Linked DNA regions of Homo sapiens: all the other regions are linked to region 6. The links are chromatin loops, found by intact Hi-C in ENCODE. Cell type or tissue: A673. All regions are shown on one strand.

The links. Peaks named below come from ENCODE experiments on the same cell type or tissue, not always from the same donor. Only the 100,000 strongest peaks of a DNase experiment are listed, where the experiment ranks them.
Region 1: it touches region 6 in a loop (2.3-fold over the local background); 4 of 110 quality-filtered maps call a loop at or near these places.
Region 2: it touches region 6 in a loop (4-fold over the local background); 12 of 110 quality-filtered maps call a loop at or near these places.
Region 3: a loop joins it to region 6, with 3.0 times the contacts of the local background. A loop is called at or near these places in 7 of 110 quality-filtered maps.
Region 4: a loop joins it to region 6, with 14 times the contacts of the local background. A loop is called at or near these places in 17 of 110 quality-filtered maps.
Region 5: a loop joins it to region 6, with 6 times the contacts of the local background. A loop is called at or near these places in 17 of 110 quality-filtered maps.
Region 7: a loop joins it to region 6, with 4 times the contacts of the local background. A loop is called at or near these places in 2 of 110 quality-filtered maps.

The regions. Positions count from the first base shown.
Region 1 is chr14:57,376,988-57,380,987 of GRCh38, reverse strand. No RefSeq gene overlaps it. Among named protein-coding and RNA genes, the nearest start is that of NAA30, 12 kb to the left of the region's middle. In A673, a CTCF peak has its summit at 2,127 (motif pointing right); no DNase peak of the experiment used is centred here; H3K27ac peaks cover 349 bases.
Region 2 is chr14:56,553,712-56,557,711 of GRCh38, reverse strand. No RefSeq gene overlaps it. Among named protein-coding and RNA genes, the nearest start is that of TMEM260, 24 kb to the left of the region's middle. RefSeq lists an enhancer at 2,775-2,944. In A673, a CTCF peak has its summit at 1,591; a DNase peak (open chromatin) is centred at 1,571; H3K27ac peaks cover 2,010 bases.
Region 3 is chr14:57,187,058-57,191,057 of GRCh38, reverse strand. No RefSeq gene overlaps it. Among named protein-coding and RNA genes, the nearest start is that of EXOC5, 80 kb to the left of the region's middle. In A673, a CTCF peak has its summit at 1,779; a DNase peak (open chromatin) is centred at 1,787; H3K27ac peaks cover 709 bases.
Region 4 is chr14:56,658,522-56,662,521 of GRCh38, reverse strand. It overlaps a transcript of TMEM260 not described here. Among named protein-coding and RNA genes, the nearest start is that of TMEM260, 81 kb to the right of the region's middle. In A673, a CTCF peak has its summit at 2,387 (motif pointing left); DNase peaks (open chromatin) are centred at 2,381 and 2,841; H3K4me3 peaks cover 1,036 bases; H3K27ac peaks cover 2,256 bases.
Region 5 is chr14:56,489,548-56,493,547 of GRCh38, reverse strand. No RefSeq gene overlaps it. Among named protein-coding and RNA genes, the nearest start is that of TMEM260, 88 kb to the left of the region's middle. In A673, CTCF peaks have their summits at 2,035 (motif pointing left) and 2,954 (motif pointing left); DNase peaks (open chromatin) are centred at 2,057 and 2,957.
Region 6 is chr14:57,064,916-57,068,915 of GRCh38, reverse strand. No RefSeq gene overlaps it. Among named protein-coding and RNA genes, the nearest start is that of EXOC5, 200 kb to the left of the region's middle. In A673, a CTCF peak has its summit at 1,819 (motif pointing right); a DNase peak (open chromatin) is centred at 1,825; H3K4me3 peaks cover 1,158 bases; H3K27ac peaks cover 3,376 bases.
Region 7 is chr14:56,808,278-56,812,277 of GRCh38, reverse strand. It overlaps OTX2 (orthodenticle homeobox 2), which reads left to right and starts at 1,799. Exons shown (of 5, transcript NM_021728.4): 1 at 1,799-1,902; 2 at 2,056-2,119. It also overlaps a transcript of OTX2-AS1 not described here. RefSeq lists an enhancer at 1-419. In A673, no CTCF peak of the experiment used is centred here; DNase peaks (open chromatin) are centred at 307, 467, 1,757, 3,717 and 2 weaker places; H3K4me3 peaks cover 3,853 bases; H3K27ac peaks cover 4,000 bases.

The DNA.
Region 1 (4,000 bases), 310 kb before region 6:
TAGAGTGCAGTGGCACAATCATGACTCACTGCAGCCTCAATCTCCAAGGCTCAAGTGATCCTTCCACCTTAGCCTTTCAAGTAGCTAGGACCACAGGTGTGCACCACCATGCTGAGCTAATTTTGTAATTTTTTGTAGAAACAGGGTCTCACTACATTGCCCAGGCTGGTCTTGAACTCCTCATCCTCCTGACTCGGACTCCCAAAGTGCTGGGATTATAGGCGTGAGCCCTGGCTAGGCCCAGCCTGAAGCTTTGGTTTTCTTTAGAGAAGTTTTCTGAGCTTGTACAGCCCACAGAATTCCTGATCTGTATAAAGAGGAGCAGTACCTCAATTCTGCCAATATAAGAACATGGGAATTTCATCTATTATAATAGTAATACATGTTCAACATAAAAACATGGAAAATGTAGACAAGTGAAAAATGAAGAAAAACCCAACATAATACCACAACCAAAGGACAACCACTAGTAATATTTTGAAACATTACATTTTAGTCTTTGTGTGTAGTTTCAGGAGGATTACTTTTAGATTACTACGATACACACACACACATACACATATACCTACACATTTATATCCTGATTTTTCTAAACTTAACATCATAGCACTTTAAAAGTTTGTGTTATTTTAAATATTACCTTAAAATTCTATTCATTGCAAAAGATTTCACTGTATGATTGCATTCCAATCTAATCTAACACAGGACCATGCTTAGGTTATGGTGAAGGAATTCATCGCCTAGCTCTATTTTGTTCTTCCTCCAAATAATAAAGTGTCAGAAGGGAAAGCAGCACTATAATGTTTATTTAATGTTTGCACTATAAATAATGCTATGATGAGCAGTTTAGGCATAAAATTATTTGAATGCTTAGGATTATGCTCTTAAGATAACTCCTAGAAGTGCCGGGTGTGGTGGCTCATGCCTTGTAATCCCAGCACTTTGGGAGGCTGAGGCGGGCGGATCATGAGATCAAGAGATCAAGACCATCCTGGCCAACATGGTGAAACCACGTCTCTACTAAAAATTAAAAAATTCACTGGGCATGGTGGCGTGCACCTGTAGTCCCAGCTGCTTGGGAGGTTGAGGCAGGAGAATTGCTTGAACCTGGGAGGTGGAGGTTGCAATGAGTGGAGATCACACCACTGCATTCTAGCCTGGCAACAGAGCGAGACTTTGTCTCAATAATAATAATAATAATAATAATAATAATAATAATAAAAATTCCTAGAAGCAAACCTGGTTTTTTTTTTTTTGAGACAGGGTCTTGTCTCTTATCCAGGCTGGAGTACAGTGGTGTGATCTTGGCTCACTGCAGCCTCTGCGTCCAGGGTTCAAGCGATTCTCCTGACTCTGCCTCCTGAGTAGCTGGGATTACAGGCACGTGCTACCACACCCGGCTAATTTTTGTATTTTTAGTAGAGACGAGGTTTCGCCATGTTGGCCAGGCTGGTCTCGAACTGCTGGCTTCATGTGATCCACATGCCTTGGTCTCCCAAAGTGGCGGGATTACAGGCGTGAGCTACCATGCCCGGCCCCTAATTATTTTTTAAGGTTCTTAATATATACTGCTGATTTAATTTACAAAGAGAGTGTACCAAATTTACATTTCCACTAACAACATATGAGAATACTTGTTTTAGTTAGGCAATATTTAAAAGAAAAATGCTAATTTAATACACAAGGAAAAAATTTCAAAACAATAAAGAATGTTATTGTGTTTTTATATACCTATAGTAATTAAATAAGCAAAGGAAGAAATAGACCGCAAAGATATTAAGCTAGACCTATACTAATAGACTAATTGGCTGTATCATTAATGTAGGAAGTTAGTATCAGGGCTTTAGAATTCCTTGACATTATTCTAAATTTTTCTTTATGTATTTACTTCTGTTTGACTCTGCTTTTTCTTACCCTTAGGCCGTAGTATTTTATAAGTTAGTTCATATATTTAAAAAGGTACACTATATACCACAAACCATAACACTAATATTAACTTCTGATCTGTGTGGTTTGGAATAAAAGGCTTTGAAATTCATTTAGTAATGAGTTAATTTTAGATGGAAAAGTTAAAAGCTAATATTAAATCAATAAAAAATAATGACTTAACTAGAGAAAACACAAGAGGGCAATCTTGCACAGCAATAAAATATGTTTGCATAAGATAAAAAATTTCAACATTTTTAATCAACTGTGATATTTTCAACAAAAGAAATGTAAGGTCTTGTCAGTAAGTATTATCTTTTTATTAATAGTTATATTAATAGTTGCAAGAAAATTTAGTGTCAAGGAAATCTAGTGTTGACATTCACACAATGAATATTGCCATGTAGTTGAGTTGTGTGTGTGTGGTTTGTTTGTTTGTTTTTTAATCCTGGAAAGTGAATCTATTCTCCATTGAGAAATGGCATCCATTATATATATATATGGCCTGATTTTAATTTGTGGAAAAACAAGGAAATAGGTGACACAATTTTTTTTTCTCCAGGATTTACTATACATATTTTTCAAAATGGAAGTAGTTTCATTTTTTTTCTGATTAGGAATGCATAATCCATTAAATATCAATGAAAGAGAATTTTTTATTTTATTTTAGTTTATTTTGAGACAGAGTCTTGCTCTGTTGCCCAGGCTGGAGTGCAGTGGCATGATCTCAGCTCACTGCAACCTCCACCTCCCAGGTTCAAGTGATTCTCCTGTCTCAGCCTTCCAAGTAGCTGGGATTACAAGCACACATGCCACCACGCCTGGCTAATTTTTTTATTTTTAGTAGAGACGAGGTTTCACCATGTTGACCAGGCTGGTCTCGAACTCCTAACCTCAGGTGATCCACCTGCCTTGGCCTCCCAAAGTGCTGGGATTACAGGCTTGAGCCACCGTGCCCGGCCAAGAATATTTTTTTAAAAAATAAACAGTAACTTGCTAAAGGAAGAGCATGGTGTAATTATAATATTAGGGGGAATATTTATGATGTTTTACATGCTTTAATTTCCTGACACTTTAATAGAATTGTAATTTCAGTCAGCTCAGGATGTCCTAAAAATTACAGGCACAAAAAAATAGTAGGTTTAAGGCAACTGCAAGCATCTTTGTATGTGCAAAATCACATATATCTCGATATAACAGAGATAGTATCTGTGTAGTCTTTCTTACCATCTCTCATTGCTCTCTTGCAACTCAAACGAATTTGGAGTTTCTGTGCCAAACAGCATAGGAAATAAAAAGGGAAGGTAATAGAAATAGGCTTTTTTCTGAGCATGCTGGTGAAAGTGAGCCTTAAGAATTCTGTGATCAAGTACCTGGTACTTAGAAAAGCAATATGGAATAGTAGTTAACTGCATGGAGTTTGAATCCCTAATTTCTGCCACATACTAACTATATGACTTTGGAAAATTTCTTAACCTCTCTGTGCCTGATTTTCCTTATCTGTATAATGCAATTATAATGGTACCCATCTCATAAGGTTTGTTGTGAGACATATAAATGCTTAGAGCAGGCGTCTGGTACAAGGTAAACTTTTTGTAAATATTTGCTGTTATGCAAGACAGCCTAAGAAAATTTCTAAAGGAAATAAGAACCCAGATATCAGAATATGAAATATAGGTGTGGGAACCATGTGGGACATGCAAAAGAGCATTAGCTAGAGCTACAAGAAGAAAAGTTCAGATTATAGCCATCCTTTTCCAAGCTACACTTGGCCAGAGGTTTTCCACAGTCCCTCAAGAAAAGAAATTTAAGATTACCAACAGCAACTTATCGAATGCTGCGAGAATTTTGCTCATGTTAACTGTGTAGAAAACCATACCTGCTTCTTCCTCCACTATTAAAAAAAAAGTCATTCTAAAGTACTTTTGTTTAATTCTCATAAAACTCTTCATTAAAGAGCTCTGAAGGTCCAGTACTGTTATTGACAGCATCTGAACTGATGGGTCTTATTTGAACAGTGGAGTTAGGATATGGGTTTTCTGGGAGGCCAAATGAGAGAAGCAGCACCTTAATA
Region 2 (4,000 bases), 510 kb after region 6:
TGTTGTTAGAACTTGGAAGGGCCGCTCGTTACATGACTTGGCTTCAAGTTGTACCTGCATAGCAGGTGCACTGCTTTTGTTTAGATTCTACTTTTATTTGGGGTGGCTTTGAAAGGGGCTGGGTGGAGATTACTGGAAGGGGTGTTTCTAAATCTCCCAAGATACCTCTTTGTGTCCCCGTTGTGCAAGAGACAGCTTCAACTGAAGAGCATTCACCACCATCTGAAAAGGAAGCTGGAACGCCATCGACTCTGAATCTAACTTGATGTTCACAGGAATAGAGGATCATCAAGTACCACGCAGGTGGTACTTGACATCTACAGGGGTCCCTTTAACCCATCTAGAGGCAAAGGAAGTGTGGCAGTCTGGGCCATCTCAGATGGCTCTCTGGACTGCGGTCCCTCTGGAGCCAACCTGTTCAAGTTGGCACACAAAGCTTCCCTCTTAGCTGGGCCTCCATCTGTCCAGGCAGACCCAGTCACATAGTTTTGGGAAAGCAGTCTTGGGCAACCTTCTCTGGTCAGAAGGAGAATGAAAGACCCAGAGGTGGTAGTCACTGGACCCTGAGCAGGAGTCTTAGACATCCAGGGAGACAAACAGTCCCAGCTATAAGGACCTTGATTTAGCCTTTGCTGGAGAAATTATGATTAATGTACCTGAGGAGGAAGTTATCTGGGGTTTGAAGCTGTTTAAATGTCCAGGAGCAAAAGGACGTTAGGTCACCAGAGGCATAAAAGGAACTGAAGGGCCACAGTACTAAGAGAGAATCTCAATGACCTGCCCTCTCCTAGGGAGAAAGGAAGATGGAAGATAAGAATGAAGATGTTCTAATAGAGGGATGAAGGAAGAGGCGCTGCTCAAATGTGCTGGAATCACAGTGATGAACACAGAGCAGTTCTCCAGCATAGCCAGCCACCACGGGGATCCTGCACTGTGCTCTTACCACTACCCCGGGCACCCAAGATCAAGTGCAGGGGCTTCTGCCAGGGATTTGAGACGAGGGCAGCAGACCCTCAAGCTAAGCCTTCTAATTCTAGAGAATGTATTGCTATTGATGAAGGTCTGCCACGTAGATAGCGATTAGGTTTTTTTGTTTGTTTGTTTTGGTTTTTTAAAGATGGTGGAGATGAACAAAAATGGGAGACACATCCATCCTGGCTTGCAGACACCTTTCTGTCTTCGAAGGTGTTAATTCTGCCCAAGTAACCTCACCACACATTCATGTGCTGGGCCCACAGTGATGCTTATAAGTGAAAGAGTTATTGCCAGAAAATGTAGCTTGTGGATGGAAGGGACATAGTATTTCTCACCACCGCACTGGAGCTGAGTAGAACAACTTCAAATACAAAATATAAACTCACCCAAAATATTGACATGCGTGAATGTTGAAGTTGTCTTCAGTTCTACCTTAATCAAATTGGCGAACATAATCCAGTCTTACTAAGACAATTAAAGGGACACTTCTATAATTAGATGGAAAGGTGTTTTTTTGTTTTGTTTTTTCTAGGGATTTCATCATCCACCTTGCCAACAATCTAAAGAAAAAAACATGCAGATCTTATGGCACTAGAGCATACTCTAGTGGTGGTGAAGAAAAGCAAACACTTCCAAACTGCTATCTGTATCCACTGCTGGGGAGTACTAGGTAAATACTTCTTGTTTGGGCAAAAGGTTAGGTAGGATTGCCTCATAAAACAGCAAAGAAAATGGATGGAGCACTGTGTGACAACTCCACGCCATGTAATTCTCCCCTAAGAATAAGGCAAGTTCTGTTTTATCCAATGCTCAAAGCCAAAGGCAAACAAACAAGAATTATTAAAAATCTTAAAACAATCTAAAATAACATCCTACACCGTGAGGTTTTAGCGAAGCTTTTGGGTTTTTTTTTTTCTTCTTCTTCTTCTTAAATCTGAGCCACATTTAGACTTTCCCCTTAGAGATTCTGTTTAAAGAAAGGAGAGGGAGCAGATAATAGATATAATACCTAAAGCAAACTCCCTTCAGCCGTGACAGTGTTATTACAAACTTGAGTGAGTGCCATTATTTCGAATAAATCAAAACAATGGACCAGAACCAATTTTACATAAGAAAATATTGTTCAATTTGTTGCAAGCCATGGTGAAGACTCCTCTGGTCTGTCAAGTGATGGTTAATATAAGTAAGAACATCTGTCCTTGTTAAAGATAGCACTCATAAAAGCAAACTTATACATTTAACCAAGTAAACTCATTGCCATATGCTGTGTGTGTCTCCAAACTGAGGGAAATATATTCCCACGGTTTTAAATGTAAATTATACTCTTACATTCAAACTAACATGAACTAAAAGGAAGAAAAATCCAACATCACCACACACATAAAAAATAAAAAAACTTTTTTTAAAACCAGAAGCTTTGTGTTCTATTGTGTTTAGATTTAAAATATGGAACTATTTAGAAAGAATTAAAGAGATTATGTTTATTTGATTTCAAGTTATCTCAGCAAGAAACATATTTTTCATACCTCTTTGGAAGAACAGCAGGTCAAATGACACATTTGTGAGTGACTGTTTGAAATATTTCAGCCACGCCGCAGGGTCCGCCTGACCTGGGCACCGTAGATCGAGGGAACAAAGGCTTATGTTTTAAAAGTTCCTTTAAGAGCCTTTCTGGGGGAGGGGAAAGGGGGACACGGGAAGCTGTCACAACCTCGCTTTTTATTTTTATCCTATGACACTAATCAGTTTAATTATATTTCTAACCCATGACTTGGGATCATAATTAATTCTTCCAAATGCAAACATTATATTGCATAATTCTGCAACTTTGCAAGAATCAACACAGTTTGTTTCAAAGTCACCCACATTCTTTGAACTCCAGAGTTTCCCAGTCTGTGCAAATTCATTCCTCCCTTTGAGTAGGTTTTGTTTCTGGCTATGTTCAATAGCAAAGGTGGGTCTTTATTCTTAATGATAAAACAAGTTGCAGAACAGTTTCATTAAAGAGATCCAGGATCTGAAGAACCTATTCACTTCATTACTTGACTAAATGAAAATCATACACTGACGTAAGGTTAAATGGGGCTGCGATTTCCTTATTAAATGGAACAATTAATATTACAAGTGTTTGAAGATCATGATCGAGAAGACTTCACTGAACGTTTCCAAGAGTAATTATTGCAAACAGAACACAAACCCTATTTAGGGTGTAACTCAATATGAGGGCTTGTGAGTCAAATGTTGAGCCATTTAGAACTACAAATCTTTCTTTGTGGCCTTATTAAAGAAATTCTCCCATCTCCATTTAAAGGGATAGATTGCCAAGGCCTAAATAAAAGGCCAGAACCTAAAATGAAAATGCTTCTGACTTCACTGCCACACCTGATACTTCCAATACAGATTTCCTCCGAGTGCCGCTTTCTTCACCTCCTTTGCCCCGGGCCTTCATAATCCAGAGAGAGAAAAATGAATTTCATTCCCAAATGCTAGAATTGCTGGTGCAGAATGTAACTAAATATCAGCAGCTGTGCCAGGGCACCTGGGGCCATATAAGGAAGCCTTACAAAAGACTTAGTTATGAACAAGATCCCAGTTCTCTGCTCATCTTGGTTTTCTGTGCTTTAAGAAGGGCAGGGAGAATTGCAACTATGCCCTTAAAAAAAGTGTGTGTGTTGTGGGGGAGGGGGGGGCGGTTCTAGTTCTCAAAAAAAAAAAAAAAAGAAAGAAAGGATAAAACAGGTGTTCCTACTGCAAATAAATGGGACCAAAGTAATGCTGCTACAGCTCATGACCATGACTTCTCAAACATTAATGTACAAATGCATCACACAGGGATCGTTGAAGATGCAGATTCTGAATCAGTAGGTCTGGACGGGGCCTGAGAGTCTGCATTTCTAATAAGTTCTAACATGATGTTGGTGCAGCTGGTCTAAGGTCCACATTTTAAATAAGGAGTTAGAGCAATTCACGGCCTTTTCACGTGATTAGCCTCCTTCTCTATATTACTATTCCAAAGTAGTTTCAT
Region 3 (4,000 bases), 120 kb before region 6:
GAAAAATAAGAGCAACAGCATCATGGCAGAAAGACATGGACATTCTAGACTAAAATGAAGTGGATACAGAAATGCTTAGTATGCTGCTACAGCCCTCCAGCATAGTAATTCACGAAAGCAATCAGCCAGGGTAGGACAAGCAGGGATACGAGAGGAGGAGAGGCACAGAGAGGAAGCCCAAGACTAGGTCTGAGACTGACTCTATCCACTCTGGGCTAGGAGAAAATACCTAGCATTAGAGAAAATGTATGGAATACAGTGTTTTAGTGGTGCCTAAACCAATCACTTTAGTGAATCCACCTGTCATTTACTCATACAGATATTATTCTTACCAATTTATTCCTTTGTTTATGGTGGCCAAAATCTTCATTCGGATGTTAGAATAGAAACAAAGAAATGTTCCATACCCAACTAACTTTCAAGCCATAATATTGATTCCAACCAGGACATTTAATTATCAGGTCCCAGTTTTGCAGAGCCCTGCAGATCTGAGGGTATGGAAAGGTAGAACGGGAGGGTGTTGTTCAGATCCAGGAATTGCAACACTACTCTTAAGTATTTATTGTTTATCTGAGCATTGAGTGAGCCACAGGCAGGGAAAGAATTAAGTGTGTCAAACTGCATATGTGAAATAACAAAGAGAGAGAAAGAAATGTTACCAGTATATTTTTAAACAAAAGGCATGAAAATGGCGGCTCTTCTGGGTATGGAAAAAATTTTCCTTTTCCTACATATTGACAGCCAGAGGGGGTTATTATTGAGAATATGGGTAAAGTTACCGCCAGTTTCTGCTGGTACTCATGTTTAAAAAGAAACTATGGAAACCAGGAGAAGGAATATTAATTAAGTTCAAATTTGGAATGTCTTTGCCAGGAGCAGATGAATGAATTCAATGAAGCAACCTGTTGGGTTGTAATTCAGTGTTTTGTTAGTACTTTAATAGAATGCTGAACTTTTCAGAAATTAATACTTTGTTTTAATAATCTTATTAAAAAGTTATTTCTTGATAAGATTAGTCCTGGAATGTGATTTTTTTAAATTTAAAGAACCAGTATATATTTTCTTTCTTTTTCACAATTTTAAATATTCTTATTGGTTATAACTAAAAAATGTTTAATACATTTAAAAATATTAATACATTTACATGTCAATAAAAAGCACAAGAAAATAAGAGGCAAGTAAAATGTCTTTCCCCCTCCAAACTTTCTGTCTCCTCCTACCTCTAGATGAAGAAACCTGTTATCAGTTTGTTGTGGATACTTTAGAGATATTATTTGCACTTAACTACTGGCCTACAAGGGCACCAACTGTTCCAAGGCCCTTTGATGATTACATCTTTTGAGTCTTATTTCCTAAGAACACATGCTTTTTAAAATAATATTTTCTAATAGTGAAAGTAATATGGATGCCTGGAGAGGGTAATGCTAATGAGAAAATACAAAATGGGGAAATTATTCACCTGAATAAACCTGGAGAGTTTACAAATAAAGCTTCACTGGTCACTGAAGGGTTTAAAGGAAGTTTCCACTTTACAATGTAAATATGTTGTGGTCGTCTTAGTTCTTAGACTAATTTGCTTCTTTCTGGTGGGGAGGATAGCAATTTGAGAAAACACTGACTAAATCGAAAATCGGCTCCATTTAAATGTGAAGCTGCGTTCTAAACACAAGCATAGTCTGCTGAAGGGCTCTGAACATTAAGCTGCATGCCTTGCTGAGTTTTATTCCAAATAGACAACAGCAGATGGTAACAATGCACTTCTCATAGATGGTAGGAGGGAGGCAGTCTTGTTTCAAGTAATACTATTTCTGGGCGATAATCCAAAATGCGCAGTAGGCAGAAGTTAAAAGGAGGCGCTTGCTTTTAGGTTTTAAAAATATATCCCTTAATCCTGGGTGATGATTGACAATCATGATTTAGAGTATGAGGGGCCTCTCTTTAATCCTGCAAGTTTGATGTTATTTGCGTATCTAGTAGGGCTTTTATTCAACTAAAACTAAGTGGAAGCCTGTGCAATTGATGCCGCATTTCAGAATTGATTCTTGGCCTGGTACTCTATTTACAGATTAGTAAGTACACAGGATCTGTCCTCCTCCTCATCTTTTTGAAATTTAAAGGTTCTAAAAGGCACATTTACAATTAAAATATTTATTGCTGTGTAAGAGTATGACCAGGAGATGACTTTTTTCTGTATAATTTAATTTCTTAAGAAGCAGTCTGTAAGATTATATTAATCCTGATTTGATTATCAAATTATGATATTAGCTATTGGTATTTATAAATGATTAAAATGTTGTCATTATTGACTTCATGTGCTTCGGTATAAGTTCTTTGGAGAAATTTTAATGAATTACCTCCAAGTCTCTTGCTCCTATTAGGTTTCTTGCAAAGCTTTTCTAAGGAATAGATCAATGTTAAGCCATTATATTACAATTGTTTTATCAGCTGTGACAATAATTTGATTTAAAATCACACATTAAAATAAAATTAGTTAAATCATAAACTCCAAAACAAGATGTCATTAAGAAAGGAAAATATACAGGAGTGAAAGTTAACAAATTTTACAGCAGAAACAGGAGTAATTTTTTTTGAGGCACTTAAGCACTGCGGTCAATGTCTTTGTCACAGTTCCATTCGACAAAGCGAAATAGACTACATGTGAAGCCCAAGTGTCTTTCCTGTATTCTCATGATGTTTTAAATTATGTAGTTTTTGGAGAATGTTTAAGAAGTTAAATACATTCATTACAGAAAATTTGGAAAGTACAGAAAAGTATGAAAAGAAAATAAACATGACCTTCATTCCCAACAGTCACTATTGGGCATCGTCTTCTATTTTTTTTTCTTATATTTTGTTGCAAGGATTTAGATATAAGGGCTAAAATGTACTTCCCAGGAGACATTCTGGCTGCTAGGAGTGTGTAGAAGCATTCAAAGTGGGTTCCTCTGGAGTCGGGTGAGTGACACAACCTGCTACAGGTTTGGTCTGTATTTTGTAAGCTGCGTCAGCAGAGCTTTCTATGAAAACCCCAGTGATGGGATCCTTTGTGTTTAGAATATATTCTAACCTAATAAGTGCATGTTGATAATACCTCTTTCTGTTAACATTTCAAAAGCCCGTTTTGCTGTAGAATCATGCATTTGATATTTAAAAGCTAATGAATCCAACTGATAGATAGTAGGAAAATTTTATTGATATATTCATTGCAAAATAGTTCTTCAAACCAAATTTTGTTTTTGCCTTTGTACTCATAGTTTCTTGCCAGTAAATGACTGAGTGATTGCTACAGTGAAAACACTACTTGCCTACAGCTTTGCTCAATTAATTCATAAGGACTACATAGGTAATTCATTAAATCTTAATGAAGATTGGATATAGAGGAGTATAGTAGTTGGATCTAAATCTGCAGCTCAAAAATCAAATCCTAACCCCTTAGACTGCCAAATCCAGAGAAAAGTCAAGGCCCTTTCTCTCCAGCCAGCGATGGCTATCATCCTAGAAACCTACACTGTTGCATGGTTTTTCCTCTGCTTGGAATGCTCTTCTCCTACCTACTTCCCACCCTCAGGTCTCGCACTGCAGCAATTCCTTCCAGAAACTGCTCAAGTGTCTCCATGAAGCTTTTGGCTACTGCCTCCTCCCCAAGGTCCTGGCCCCTTCCTCTCCACTGCCAGGGCACTACACACACACAGACACACACACACACACACACACACACACACACACCCGTCCACGCAGCTCTCATCACCTCTAGTTTCCATGATTTGTTTACTGTCTGTCTGCTCCTTACCTGTAGTCTAGTGAGCTCTCACAGTCTAGCACAGCATTAAAAAATGGTTTGTTGACTGAATGACTTACTAAAATAGATGAATAAACAAACGGATGGTTGAATTTGCTCATGAGATAAGGGTACCCACCACCCAGCATGTGTCTAGCACATAGTACACATAGGAGCAATGACCATCTCTGATGTTATTACTTTTACTGAATAGTTATCAGA
Region 4 (4,000 bases), 410 kb after region 6:
CCTGACCACGGTGGCTTCTGAGATATAGCAGGGGTGTCATGGTTCTGGAGTTTGGGACAAAAGCAGTAGCTTCCCATCTTGTTAGGGAGCTTCCTGGTTGCGAAAGGCCGCAGTTCTGTTGGTGGCCGGGCTCTGCAGAGAAGTTTTGAGAGTCATCTTTGGGAAGGTTAAACCTAGAGCCTGTCTCTTCACCCTCCTCATAATTCTGTCAGCCATTTAATGCTTAAACTAGGTGGAATGGATCCTGTTCTTGGCAATAAATCCATGACCTATATACCACGGGAGTAGTTGTTTGCAATATTAAATATAGCTTCTGGCGGAAAGATGTTTAGACAAGAAAAGTAGCTATCTGAGAAGACAGACAAGATTTAGACTTTCTCTTGATAGCTGCAGCTATGTAGAAGCCAAATCATGGCTCTTGCCACTTGGGATGCATGTACAACTTTCTGTGGCAGTAACAGCAATCAGATTTTGAGGAGTGAATGAAAGGCAGACCTCTGGGGGCCCTAACTTTCACACTAAACTTGAACTCACCCTGAGACCTAAACTTATAATCCCGAAGGTCTAATTCTTCTGTCACAACCTTTCTAATGATGAATAGCCTCTCTCCATTCTCTGCCTCTTTCTCCCCCTTCTCACAGGAGTAAGGACTCCCACTCCACCCCCACATACACATGTGTGGACGGGAGAAGGCCATTTGTAAAGTAACAGTGTCATATAAACAACAAACTCAAGTTTCAAAGGAGAAAAGATAACAAAATCTGCAATAGAACATATGCCTGTGAGAAAGGACAATTATTCCTCTATGACAAGAGGGGAAACTCACTCACATGGCAGGGAGAGGCTGACCATGAGAACAAGTCTAGGAATTGGCTAGTCATTCCTTTAGGCCAGGTCCTGTTTCACTACAATTTTCCCTTTTTTAATTCCTTCCTTCCCTCCCTTCCTCCCTTCCCTCTTTCCCTCCCTCCCTCCCTCCCTCCCTCCTTTCCTCCTTCCCTCCCTTCCTTCCTTCTTTCTTGCTTTTTCTTTCTTTCACCAACTACCTGTCTGTCTATCCATTTTAAGATTGGGTAACACTTGCTCATGGTACAAAATTCAGAGCTAACAAGGGCACAGAGTGAAAAGCAAGTCTCCTGCTCCACCACCGAGGGCATTCCTGGTTCCCTACCCAGAAGCAGGCTTTGTGGTTTCTCCCCTTTTTCATTTTCCCACGCCTCTCACCTCAGATCCTATGGAAGCATCCACAATTGTGGGGAAGAATTCCAGAGGAGAGGCAGAGTCTAGGAGGAGGAGGGGTGGCGACCACCAGGATTCCAGACCCACTAGGCTGGTACCTGGCCCAGGGTTGGATCCTCCAGCGTGGACAGGACAGTCTGTGGTTGCCTCCTGCAGCCACCTGACACCTGGGCAGTAGTGGGAGGGAGGCTGGTGCCTTTTTCTTTAGCATGGTTGTCTGTTTGGTTTTATTATGTTGTGTCCCCACTCCCGCCTCCAGCTTTTCCTTCAGCTGCAAACCAGAGTGCCTATGGATGAATGTTTGTTTACATATGTCATGTTGCTGTCCCTTCAGAACAAATGTGTGTATTTGAGGCAGGAGACTGTGTTTGGTTTTTAAACTAAGTGGAACTGCCAAACACCCTTCACCCAGCTTGTGGACAGGTGCACTATTAAGAGTTTACATAAGAAAAATCTGTGCCAATTGTAACAGGTAGAGAAGAGAGAGCGAGACAGAGACAGAACCTGAATAATCCTTTGGCAATTCTTAGTGTGACACAAGATTCACTTCCTTCTTAGCAATTCTGTGCCTCATGCCTCATTCCTGATAATTTTAGGATCTGCTATGTCTTTTGCTATGAGAATTAGCATCAGCAGCTTTCAAAATGACTTACCAGTTAGCCCCTCCAGAAATCTTAGGACATTATTCTTTTCTTCTCCAAATTCCCCATCTCTAAGCCTTCTAATTCTCCTTCAAATTTCCATCTGTAAAGTTAATACAATCCAATAAGAAAATAATGTGCTCTTGAGACGTTGACATGCTCAGAGCCATTTTATCCTGCCCTTAAGCCTGGAAAGTTTGAATTTTCCTTGGGATAAAAAAGTAAGAAATAATAGAATAATTCACTGTACTGTAACAATTAAATCCAGCAATTTAACATTGCGCATTGGTAAATATAATGCTTGCAACAACCAAAAGTCTCCCACGTATTGACAGACAAAACCAAAGTTATAAATCTACACCTCCTATTCCGAACCACATTCCTAAATGTAAATAAGCATCCAAGCATGCTGCTACATATCTTTACAGAAGCAATTACAAACAAGCCTTATCAGTTGCTAAGTCACCAACACACACAATGCTTATCTGCTATGCCCTCTACTGGATAGAGTACACAAGGCAAGTCGCATTATTTCCAATTAATTTTTGGCATCATCACTCTGCATCTGCTTTAGGAATGCAAGGCGTGAAATTTATAGTAGCAGGTTTAATATTCCATCCAGCCAAATCATTTCGCTACAAGGACTTACCTTTGGTAAAATATTTTGGGTTTTTTTTTTAAGTACATAGATTGCTTCTCCCCTTCTTGCAACCCACTGTCCAAACTCTCAAGCTGTCACAAAACTCAGTACGTGGCAGGAATAATTTCATGCTGAGTAAAATGTGTTTAATTTCACATCTTCTAAGAATAATTACTTAGCATAATGCCACTTAAAATGTATTTTTATCTGCAAATGCTAATGAAGCTACAAAAACCTGACTCATCTTTTGAAAGAATGAGGGTATTAAGGGTGCTTCGCCTCCACTCCCTCTTCTCCGTAGTGGCTGCCTGAAGAGAGAAACCCGGACTGGAAGAATAATCCCCGACTAGATCCTGCTGTCTTCAAGCTGGGTGTGAGCCCAGTGGCTTTGAGGGGAATTTAATCCCATCGGCCTCTCCGGAGCCTCCCAAGGTGCTGAAAACAGAGCTTCAGGCTCCCTGGGGCTGCCCAGTTCTCACCCAGGTCCACCTAGACAGCTACTAGGAAGAGGCTCAGGCCCAGGGTCGAGAGCTACCTACCCTAACGACTAGGCTGGTGGCAGGCCTGTGGCCTTTGGCCTTAGGGATTGTGTCTCTTTGATCATTGGTGCACCCAAGTCATAAAGACCACTGTCCTATCTATTGTTTGTCTTGAGGCCTAAAGCAGTAGTTAACAAAGAATGACAAGGAGTAAAGGGGGAAAAGGAGTGCCTTGCTTTTAAAACTAAAAAAAAAAAAAAACAAAAACCAAAAAACAAAAACCCTCTTTTATTCCTAAATAGTTTTAGAATTACAGAAAAGTTGCAACAATAGTTCAGAAAGTTCCTGTCTACCCTTCATCCAACTTCACTCACCTTAATATCTTACATAATGATCAAAACCAAGAAGCTGGGACATTAGTGCAATACTTACTATTAACCACACTATAGATTTAAATTCAGATTTCACCACTATTTCTAATAATAGTATTTTTTGTTGGGCGTGATGGCTCATGCCTGTAATCCCAGCACTTTGGGAGGCTGAGGTGGGCGGATCAACTGAGGTCGGGAGTTCAAGACCAGCCTGGCCAACATGGAGAAACCCTGTCTCTACTAAAAATACAAAATTAGCTGGGCATGGTGGCACATGCCTGTAATTCCAGCTACTTGGGAGGCTGAGGCAGGAGAATCGCTTGAACCTGGGAGGCGGAGGTTGCGGTGAGCTGAGATCATACCATTGCACTCCAGCCTGGGTGGCAGAGTGAGACTTTGTCTAATAATAGTAATAGTATTTTTCTGTCCTAGGATTGAATCCAGGATCCCACACTGCACATAGCTGTCATGTCTCTTTAGTTTCCTTAAATTCAGGACACTCTCTTGTCTTTCCTTGTCTTTCATAACCTTAACATGTTTGAAGAGTCCTGGTCAGGTATTTTGTAGACAGTCTCTCAATTTGGATTTGTGAAATGTTTTCTCATGATTAAATTAAGGCCGGGTGCGGTG
Region 5 (4,000 bases), 580 kb after region 6:
ATGCTCCCTCTTTGTAACTGCATCTTGTGCTGTTTTCCTCACTCTCTCACTCATCTCTCTTGCCTCTCTCATCTCCACCTCTTGCATTTTTTCTTCTCTGGGAGGCTCCATGTCCTTTTACATGGAGATTAATTTAGTTTACCTGGGCTTCTGCAATTCTGCATCTCTACCTATTACCCTCTAAGCACAGCAAAGGCTGGCTAGCCAAGTAGTGCCAATAAGGTTTCTCCTTAGAAGATGAGGGAGGGAAAAGGTTATATTTGTACCTATATCCATATAATGCCCATAAATCATAATATCAACACATTCACTCTCCCACTTAAAAATCTTCTGTACTCTCTTTGCTTACCAAGTAAGCTCCCTTCCCTTCCCCTGATTTTCAAGGTCTTCTGTGACCAAGACCAATCTTCCCGAAAAAAGGGTTTCCCAATATTGGCACTATTGACATTTGGGGCTGGATAAGTTTTGTTGTGGCAAGCCATCCTGTGCATTGTAGGGTATTTAGCAGTATCCCTGGCTTCTACTCACCCGATGTCAATAACATACCCTCACCTAGTTATAACAACCAAAAATGTCTCCAGACATTGCCAAATGTCCCCTGGGTGGCAAAATCTCCCCTGATTGAGAACCACTGCTTTAAAGCCTTATCACCTGCTACTTCCCATACTAGGCCTGTACTCTATCTATATCGGACACACTCAGAGTGATCTTCCCTTCATACTTCTGCTTATTCTCTTTCTCTGGTTTGCGATGCCCTCCCTTTCACCACCCAACTCCATCCACCTAAAATCCTACTCAGTCTTTTATGGCCAGTCTTTACTCCATGAAATATTACCTAATTTCCTCTTAATCAAAGCTTTAGGCATTTGTCCTTTGAATTCTCAATAACGTTTTGTTGATACCTCTCATAACTTTAATTCTGCATCATTTCCATTTGACTCCATGAGTATAATAACTATTTTGTAGGTGTTCAACAAGTGAGTGTTTGCTAATGCACATACATATGTGTGTTTTTGTGGTTGAAAATTGGAACACGGGTGTAGGAGATAATGTTCTTTCACCTCCTTGAAGGAGGCCAGAGGGGGGTCATTCTCATGCCTTTTGCATCCTTCTTCCTGAGCTGCTGGTAATCTATTGTACTAGATGTGAGGATTCAATAGACCCTGCCGTACTCAACAAAATTTAAGGAAATAAGCAAAAGCTGATCTTATTTCCTTCTGTGATATGGTTTGGATTTGTATCCCCACCCAAATCTCATTTTGAATTGTAATCCCCAATGTTAGAAGAGAGGCAGGTGGGAGGTGGTTGAATCATGGGGGCGGATTTCCCCCTCGCTTTTCTTGTAATAGTGAGTGAATTCTCATGAGATCTGGTTGTTTTAAAGTGTGTAGCACCTCCCCCCAACATCTCCCTTCCTCCTGGCCACATAAGAAGAGCCTACTTCCCCTCCCCCTTCTGCCATGATTGTGAGTCTTCTGAGGCCTCCCTAGCCATGCTTCCTGTATAGCTTGTGGAACTATGAGCCAATTAAACTTATTTTCTTTATAAATTACCCAGTCTCAGGTATTTCTCCATAGCAGTGCAAGAACGGACTAATACATCCCCCAAAGCCCATGGTAGGTGCCCTAAACCATTCTCATTGTTCCTAAGTGCTGAGAAAAGTTGAGGCCACTCTCCTACTCCAGCAAAGCCCTGGAAATGCAAAGGTCCCAGCCTCATCTGACCAATCAAGATCCCATGGCCATAGGCACTCACACTGAGAAGCCTTTCTGCCACAGTAAGTCATGTCAGCAACATTAAAAACAAATTTAAGGTTTTTCTAGGGAGGCTCAAACTTTTCCTTTATAAGTCACTTGTCATCTCTGGCGACAGGACAGCTAGAAACTCATAGATTCCAGGAGAGCTTTCCAGCTGTCATGGTAACTGACCCGATGTGGCGCTGAAACTGTCCTCATAGCTAACCAACCATTACAGTGGTCCTTCGCTGGATCGGGGGGTGACCTCAGGAAATTCATTTGGAGTATTTCTCCACTGCCATCTTGAGGTCACTGGGAATAGTGCATCCTCCTTCCTTTTGTCATTGAACAGACATGGGCCTGAGGGATTTGCATGCTCTCTCTGCCTCCCATGACAGGTGCTGCAGCAGGCTCAAGAAACAGCATTGCCCTTATCACTGGAGCTTAGTCACTCTCGCTGTTCTTACCACGAGGCAGACCTGTCAGCAGGAACATGGATGTCTTAGCACTCAATGACATATCCTAGACACACCATGCTGCTTACTTTAAAAGAAAAGCTTAGGAAAGAAATGGAATTATAAAAATAAAAAAAAAGAAAATCTCTTTCAGAATCCCTACTCCCATGAGATGTCCAGGGTTCGAACTTTAAAAAGCAAAAATAAGAATAGTGGCCAAGAAATACATTTTTGTGTATGTGTGTAAAAGATGGATAAAATAAGGCATTGTTTAATTTCCTTCTGACTTCCCAAACAATTTCATATCATGGACATGAATGCTTTCTCATTTTATATGAGTTTTTTTTTAACCTGAATAATACAGAGTCTATTTAAAACTATTTTACCACTTATAACCCTGGAAAAAACTTCTTTCTCCTGGGCAGTGCCTGGTGGTTGGTTTGAAAAGCTAGTGGCTCCTTTTCAGAGTGTTTTTCTTAAATAAATGTCTGTCACATTAATGATTAAAATCAATTAAGCTCAATCATACACCTGAATCTAGCTAGAAGAGAATAATTCAAATGTTCCTAGCATAAAGAATAAATATTTAAAGTGATGGATATCCCAATTACCCTGATTTGATCTTTACACATTATAAGAATGTATCAAATTATCACATGTACCCTCGAAATATGTACACCTCATATATATAAATTTTAAAAATCAATTAAGTTCCTTTTGGAAGAAAGGGACACTGATTTCCTCATTCTAATTAGGTGATGTATTGCCCTCTAGCGGCATGATATGATAAATAGTGATATAAATCCAATGCAGGATGAATTTGCCTCCATTCATTCAGTGGGTTATTGAACAGCTACTCTGTGCCATGTACAGCTCTGGGCTCTGCCCGGGTACAGCAGCAAAGAAGATAAGCCAGTGTCTTCACTTCAAGGAGCATATATTCTAATGGGGGGATACAGAAAATTAAAACTTAAATAAGAAAAATCTTAGTGATATATGCCCTGGAGAGAATTAAAATAGAGTTATGTGGAAGACAGTGGTTGAGTAGATACTTTAGATTGAGCCATCTAGGATGTCCTCCCTATGAAGATGATATTTACCCTTAGATATGAATGCCAAGGTAGCTAGCCAAGACGAAGATCAGGAGTAGGAACATTTTAGGCAGAAGAAACAGCTAGAGCAAGAAGTTTAAGACAGAAATGAGAGGTGTTCAAGGAACAGAAAGATGGTCAGAGCTGCTGAAGCTTGGTAGATGGGAGAATGGCATAAGATGAGTTTGGAAAGGACAGATGATGGCCAGATCATACACGGCCTTGGAAAACCAAAGAGAATAATCTTTGAAGATATCAAGCAGGGGAATTACACTATTTGATTCACATTCTTTAAAAACTCTGGTTACTATGTGGAGAACAAATCCTTTGTGGAGAACAGAGGAGGCTGCTATAGTAATCCTCCAGGAGAAATGATGGCGGCTCGGCCCAGCATGACATTGATGGGAATGAAGATGGTTGACACATTTAGATATGTTTTAAAGGTAGTATCAGTGGGATTTGTTCATGGCTTGGTATAGGTAGTGAGGGAAAGAGAGGACTTGAGAATGACACCTTGATTTTTAATTGACTAACAGAATGGAAGAAAATGATATATACCAAGATGAGAAATATTGCTTGAGGGTTGTGTTTGGGAAGCAAATCAGGTCATGGCCTTCATAATTAGGATACAAAATACAGAACAACTTTTTTTTTTTTTTTTGAGATGGAGTCTCGCTCTGTCACCAGGCTGGAGAGCAGTGGCTCAATCTCAGCTCAC
Region 6 (4,000 bases):
CCCAGCCAGGCCTCCTCACTAGGTTCTTCTGCAAATAAATAAACAGTCCCCCTCCCCAGTGTCCCGGCTTCCCCAGGGGAGGAGCCCCTGGCTGGTGTGCAGGGCATCTGACTCACTCTCCTTTGGGTAACACTAGTAATAATGTAACTGTATTATGGTCCTGGATGGAAGGGAACAGCGGATCATTTGCTTGAAAACACGACCTTTTAATTTAAACAAAAGGCTTGAAAAAATAAAAGTGGGTCTTAAATGCAGTTTAATCAGTCAGGCGAGAGATGTCTAATGAAGCTGCCAGACGGATTTGTAGCCAGGCTGTCACTTCGGCCATCATGTTTACAGCTCCGGGAGTGAGATTAGCACTGTGTGAAGGCACAAACTCGGTCAAAATTTCCTGTGTCTGGGATGCCTGTAAATTTTGACAATTTGACAAATTATTTTGTTGCAGTGATGATGGTTTGGAAAACCTGACATGTAAGAATTTAGTTCTTTGATCTTCGCTTCTTTACACTGGCCCTAGAGAGCATTATATCATTGCAACAAAAGGTAACAACCAAAACCAAAACATTGATAATTGGATTTTTACATTTTATATATACATATATATATATGTATTTATAAAATATTATTTCATCTGGTGCTTTCAAGGAAAACTTGCCATTTTGGCCCATATTTCAGCTAAAAATTCTTTCCAAAGATTTTTTTTTATAGAGGAAAATCACCTATGTGTTAGTATGACAATATCATGTCATAGTTATGAAATAGTTCTTCTACAATTTGAATTTTCATTGCTTTGTACCTTTTACCTTCAGGAAAAATGCCATCCTGTCTTGGAGGTGTTTAAGTAAGTATTGAGGAATTCAAGTCAGTATTTTACTGTATTAGTATTCCTTCTTAGCACTGTTAGACAAGCCAAATCATAATTTTCTTTTGAAATAAATGTGCACTCAGTGTATACTTGAAAACATGCAATCAAAAGGAGTGGTCAGAAAACTTAAGAAGAATAGAAACTTTTTAATTATTGTTTTTCAGTAATTAAAAAATATTTTCCTTTAATTTTTTTTGAAAATTAAAGGAAAGGGAATAATTGCCCTGGGAAAAAAAGAATGGTTGGGTCTTTTTATTTCTTTTCTTCTTTTTCGAGTTTGCCATATTTATTTGCTGCAAATGGCATGCAGTTGTGCATAAACATTAATATTATCCACTTTGTTTCCTCTTAATAATACAGGGAAGCCTCAGCTTAATCTCTCACTCATTTCATGCCAAAACACAAGTGTATTGCTTTTGTTTTACTACATGTTTCATTCCATCTGTTGGGAGCCCAGTAAGTCAATATTTATCACATTTATAGATTCTGAATCACTAGGGGAAAAAAATCACTTCTGGGAAAAAACGTGCATCTATCATTCTCAACTATTTCAAAGTTTAAAAGTGTTGTCTCTGTGATGTTGACTTTGGTTTTTTGAGCTAAAATAATGCAGCTTGCATTATGTTTTAATTAAAGCAATTTTAAACTACATGTTTTCAAAGTTTTTCGTTTTCCCCAAACCTCTCTGTAATTGCCTTGTCATGATTATCATTTTCCTTTCACTGTTGCTTTCTATAGAAGCCCCAGGAAAGAGTTACTAAAAATTAAATTTCATGCTTGCATGTGTTTCTGTGATCTGCAGCGTGTATGATCTCTGAGTGGAAAACTTCTCTGAAAATAAATGGATTACCCTTTTTACTACACTGTCTGATGTCTCTTCAGCAGATAGCATTGCTTCCCTGTGATCTCTAACCCACCACAATTGAAATGACAAGCGTTGAAATGGGGGCCTCACGGTGGCGCCCTCTGCCTTTGCCGGCCCTTTCTGCAGCACGGAACGGTTCACGCCGCAGAGCACCGGTTCTCAAACTTGAATAATGCCTGGACACCCTTGGGAAGGATAGAATCATCTTCAGAAACCCCACAACACGTCAGTGGAGTCCACTTTGAGAAATGCTGACCTAAAAATTAGAATCTTATTCTATTAAAATGGCTTACATTTGAGAATTATCACTGCAAAGAAAAGTTCCGTCTTTAGAACTGCTAAAAGGTTGAGTTTTTACATCTTTACTCTGCTATTGAAACAAAACTATTAAAATTATCTTAAATATCCTGAAAGTCTCAGACTCCTGAAAACGTGTCCACAGATCCCTGCTTGAAAAACCTGCCGGAGTACCTGCTTTTCCTTGCATTTGTTGGCAGAAGATGAGCGTTTGACCTTTTACAAACTGCTCTGTAAATATCATCATTGCTTAGTTTGTGAAAGACTAATGTGTTTCCACTAACAAAACTGTCTTTCCAGGGTTGCTGCTTTCTAGAATAATGCTTGTTTTCCTACTGGGTTTTCTGTTGCTGGTGTTTTTTTTAAAGGCAACCAAATTTGTCTAAGGGATTGCACTTTAAGGCAATCCAGGGACTTTTAATGAAGAACTGATGAGAAAGCCAAAGTCTCTGGTTGAAAAAAAAAAAAATGTGACAAAGTAGCAGATCTCAAAAATATTAACCAAGTAGATTCTCTAATATTTGATACTTTAAACGCAAACTGTTTTCTAAACAATGTTTGTAAGCAAATGTTAAAAGTATTTTTTTCCGGGATTACTGCTTCTATATTAAACAGATAGTATGAACAAACGATAGAGTTGGCTTTTCTATCCTCACAGCAATCAGTAAGTGTGGACTTTTTTTTTCTTAAGAAGAAACACCAAAATAAATGATTCCTCTAAAGGATCTAGTATTCCAAAAAGGGTGAATAAAGAAAGTTTAGAACATTGATATTTCCATAACATAACTAATATGTTATTGTTTGTAACAGAGGAAGGAAATAAACCAGTTGACAGTACTATTTATAAAAGAGCTTTGAATTAAAGTCTTTGGCTAGGAAAATCAAGCCATATTGCTCAAAGGTACTAGGATTCCTCTAGTCCTTCATGGATATTGGAATTCTAATGAGCTTACAACCACAGGTGAAGCTGGCAAAAGTTGTCTTTTGAGCCAACCCACACACCTCGAAAACAAATATATAATAGTTATTCATGTGCCACCATGGGAATGTACCATAAAACCAACAGAAAGAAAAATAATAAACATGTCATACAATAAGCATATGCTATGATGCGTGGCTTCAGATTTTCAATAGCTGAGCTTTATTACAATAACCACAACATGAACAGCTTTGGGAAACAACAACAGGGTCAACACGTAGGCCAAAAGAATCCATCAGTCAAATGGTCTTCTTTTGAAAACCCAGCTATCTGTGTTGAGCTAGAGTTAAGTGCTTTGTACCAGAAGCCTTTGTTCATCCTAGCAGCTTCATAGATATAAATAAAACTAGTTTGCCTGGATTGAAATTTATTTTTGATATGTCATTAAAGTTTTGTAAGTAAATTATTTATTATTAATCTCAGAAAGGGTTCTATTTTAATTAACCCGATATGTGATCATGCTGTATATTCTAGAAGACCCCAAGTAATCGGTTCTAAAAGCCTAAAAATTAGGAAAATGTGCACTTCCCAAGAGGCTCAACATGCCTTTTGTGTAAGAATTAGGTAGCAGTTCTTTTAGATGGTTATTATTTTGTGGGCTTAAAATACTGCATCAAAAATGATTTAAAATGTTTATATAAAATGAAAATTATGTCCTCAATTTCCTGCAGTGTTATTTTAAATTTTAAATATTCAGCAATTTTCAAAAAAATTTAACCCCTTAGTAATTTCTTATAGTTTACATATATAATCCGGCTGTGCTAATATTATTTTATTAAACCAGAATGTGGTAGCTAGAGACAGGGATTTTGTTTCCTCTTCTCTTGTATCCTCAGCACTTAGATCAGTGCCTGACATGTAGTAGGAACCCAATAAATATTCGTTGAATGAATGAATAAATGAATATTATGTTAAGCTGATAAAGGGCATAAATTTTAGTGGTATTTATTACATGAAGATGGTAATTATGGTTATCAAAGTGAAAACAGATACT
Region 7 (4,000 bases), 260 kb after region 6:
AGAAAAAAGGTCGGTACTCACCCTCCCCCCCGCCCGGGCCCCTAGAAACTCTTGACTCCTGGGAACGCGACAGCCAGCGGGTCTCCGGACTGGAGCTGCTGCAGAGGGCCGGGAAGGAGCTGGGCGGGCTCCGGGCCCCTCGGGGGCTCGAGGGGCCGCCAGGGCCCAAAGCTCTAGGGACACCTGTGACAGGGGCCGCTGCCGCGGAGTCCCCAGCCCCAGGCCGAGCCCGAGCCGGAGCCCGGCTGCCGAGAGCTTGCTGCCTCGTGCGCACTCCCGTAATTCGTTAATTGCTGTAAATCCCAAGGACGGCCACATTTGAGTACACATACAGTATAAGAACCGACAACAAAGCGACGAATTAATTACCAACTTCATTAACATAGGTCCCCAAATTAAAGGCAGCGAGCTGTTTCTTTGGGCCCACTGGCCGTGGTGGTGATGGTAGTTGGTGGTGGGTGGGTGGCGGGGGGTGGGGTATTTAGGAAGAGATTTTATTTTTCTTTTCCTGCACTGGGTGTTGTGAAGCAAGAGCTGTCTTCTGCTCCCACCCCCACCCAGCTTATTCACACACACTCACCAGTTCCACTAGCCACCCCCCACCCCACACTCCGCCCAGTCTGTTTTTGCTTTTCTAGGGACTCGGATCCGTTTGAAACCTGTCCGGTCCCTGCTTTCTATGCCAGGCAAAAAAGTTGGGCTGGGGGTCGCACTCTCCGGCTCGGGCCCCCAGGTCCCATCACTTCCCAGCCTCTGGGCTCGCAGCCCGGGGCTCGGGCGGCGCCAGCCCAGGTAGCTCCAGGCCTCGCAGTGTCGGTCGTTTGGTGGCGTTTGTTCTAACACAGAAACTGTTTCCAACGGGGGCCTCCCTCGTTCGCTCTCTTCCACGATATCTTGTCGACCTCACACTCGCATCCTCGAGGCCCGATGTGGTCCCAGCTACTTCTCCTAAATGGGCCCTGAGATTAGATTCCGGGGTTCGTGTTCCCTGCAGTCTGTCGTGGGCTTCTCAATTCCAAAAAACCCCAGGAACCTACCAGAAGCCGGGGTCTCTCACTCGGGGATCATTTATTTATATGTGTAAGGATATTTATAAGGGCGTAGGGAATAGAGAAGACACTGAGTTTTAGAAAATAGTTTGTTCTTGGACTTGTGTATCTTTCTCTCTCTGTTTTCCCTACATGCCCACATCGCACTCCCAGGCCTCCCTCCTTTACCCTTTCTGGCCGTCAGCGTGCTCTGGCCCTGTCTGAGACGGCATAGTGGTGTTTTTGAGTTTCAGTCTGACTTGCTTTCTGCCTGTCATCCACACACTTATTGCTGGGGTTGAATGTGATAACCCAGTCACTCCCTAACCCGCCATTCTCCAGCATTTACTTAAATATTTTTATCTTCCATCTTACATTGCATGGGTTTCCTTTCTTCCCTTCCCTAAAAACAACAACAACAAAAAAAAAAAAAAAAAAAAGAGAGGAAAGGAAATTTCGGAGTAAAGGAAGCAGGGGAAAAGAGGGTAAGAGAAGAACTCCCTGTCCATCATTTTAATTATACAATTAGTTCACATGCTCCGGCCCATAATGTATATTTTAAGCAAAGCCCAGTGTCTTTAAAGAACATTCTGGTAATGTCGGAGGCCTGGATTTGTTGCCTGCTCGTCCCCCCGTGCAGCAGCGGCCTGTTTTCCTCCCCCTGTTGTGTGTTTTTATTATTTTCCCTCTGGCTTAGATGTGTCAATCATTCTCTCCCTGCCATTGGTTGGAGAGTTTGCGTCAAAAAGTTGCCAGAGAGGCGCTTTCTCAGCAAATCTCCCTGAGAGCGGGACCGGCCTCAGCTCCAACACAGCCTCCACTGTGATTAAAAATAAAAATTGCTAGAGCAGCCCTCACTCGCCACATCTACTTTGTATGTATTGCAGAGGGGCCCACGCGTGTTTAGAACTCTAGCCGCCTTCCTCATTTTCGTTCTTTAAAAAAAATTTTTTTTGGTTGTGTTTGACTTTTCATGGAAGGGTGAAGACTGCAAGGTTTCTAACTCAATACTCTTGATTTCTTTTAGGATAGCTGGCTATTTGGAATTTAAAGGATATTTGACTTTTTCTAACCTCCCATGAGGCTGTAAGGTAAGTGTCCGTCTGTCTTGTCTATATCCATATCTACGTGTCCCCGTGTCTGTCGGCCATCACCCCAGTACCTCCAATAGACCGACCGATGCCCCTCTGCGAACGTGGAGTTCTGTAGGCGGATGTATTTTTTCTCTTACAAATTTTGAGGTGTAATAACGATCGTTGCAAAAAGAAAAATGTGATCTAGAGATGAGAGCGGTAGTGGGAGAGAGGCAGAGAGCGTGCTCCTGGGGGTCGTCGCTTCTGCAAAACGTCGTCGAAACGCTGCGAATGTAATCTGGGGTGTTTTGGAAGGTTTTGTTTGTGGTTTTGTTTTTATGTCAACGCCGTTCTGGGCTTCTCCCGCGATCTTTGCGTTTTGGCCCCCAGATTTGGTTGGGGTCGTTTGGATGGATCCCAGGGACCTTTTTAGAGTCCGAGACAAAAAGATGCAGATGTAACTAGATGGATGGATTGAAACAACAATAATAAAAAGCCAGGCGCCTCCTTGGGCCCGCGCGCCGGAAGCTCGGTTCGCTTGCGGGTCGGCCTGGGCCGGGGGCCGCCGCTCGAGCCCCTGTCGGCCCCTGTTGAACGTGAGCGGAAACCGGAGCGGATAACCGAGGAGGCTGGGAGCGCTGGCTTCTCGTCCGCCCCGGCGCTCACTGCTCGCTCTCTTTGGCCTCCTCTCCCTCAGCCTAGCACAGCTCGGTTGTCTGTTTCTCCCAAAAGCTTCCAGATCTCCTTTTTGTTTTTAAATATCCACCACCCCCCAAAATCCAAACCACCCTGGGTTGTAATTACGCAGCCTCCCAACCCCCGGTTGTCGTGGTCCCCGACCCTGGTCACCAGGCCGAGCGAACGTGAAGAGTGTTTTTTCAACATGACTTTGCCGGGTCGCGGCCCGCCCCACGTAGCCCTCCGCGCGCACCTGGGGCGGGCAGAAGTGGCAGCTAGTGGCCCCTGCTCCGCCCAAGGCCGCGGCCGGGCCAGGGACCGGAATCCTCCCGCTGGGACCGCGGCCCCTCAGCTGTTCTCTGGCGGGGAGAGGCAGGGCTCGCCCGCGCGCTCGCGCACCCCCTTCCCAGGCTCCAGGACAATGAGGTGTCGTGGCTCGGGGCCGGGCGGGGGCCGAGGGGTTCGCCGAGGCCCAGCCTGTGCCATGGATCGGCCCAGTAAGAACCATCCGAAGGTCCCTGCCAGCGCCGGGCGCGGGCGACGGGTCGCTCTGCAAACTCCCAAGAAGTCTTCGCGTTGTTGCGTTCAAGTGACTCTTGAAATCGATGCCCGATTTCGGGACATATTTTTGGAAACCCAAGTCCCCTGTCAGGATTCCACCGAGTTGGCTTTTGCTTCCTTCACAGATAGAACTGGTGCGCGGGGAGCGAAGGCCGAGCGGCGCCGACCCTGCGGTGGTGGATTGCTTGGGGAGGGGACGGGGAAGTCGCTCCTAGAAATTCTCCCCTCCATCCTAGAGCTTCGGGGTCAGGATTTCTCCTGCTCAGCTCGGGACTTTTTACAGGCACCAAAAGTTATTAGCAACAGAGGGGAGTAGGAGAGGGAACTCCTCCCCCCAGAGTAAGGTAGACACCCAGACCTCAGCGCTAACACCGGGGCTTTCTCCCAACGATAATTAATAGTCAAGGCCAACCCTTTTGGCACGTTTCTTCCTCCCTCCCTCGCGGGTGGCAGAGTTATTTGATTCCCCGAGGCCAGAAACTTTCACTCGAGTTCGCCGGAGAGAGGCCAGCGCCGGCCGTTTTCCGCGGTGCCCACACGTCTCCTTTTTCTTTCTTTCCTCCTCTTCGTCGTCTTCCCAGCCGCAGGCCAGTCGCCAGTCCGCGTAGTTTTGTTTCCTTTCCATCATGCAGAAAATTAATCAGCCCGGACGAGAAGCAG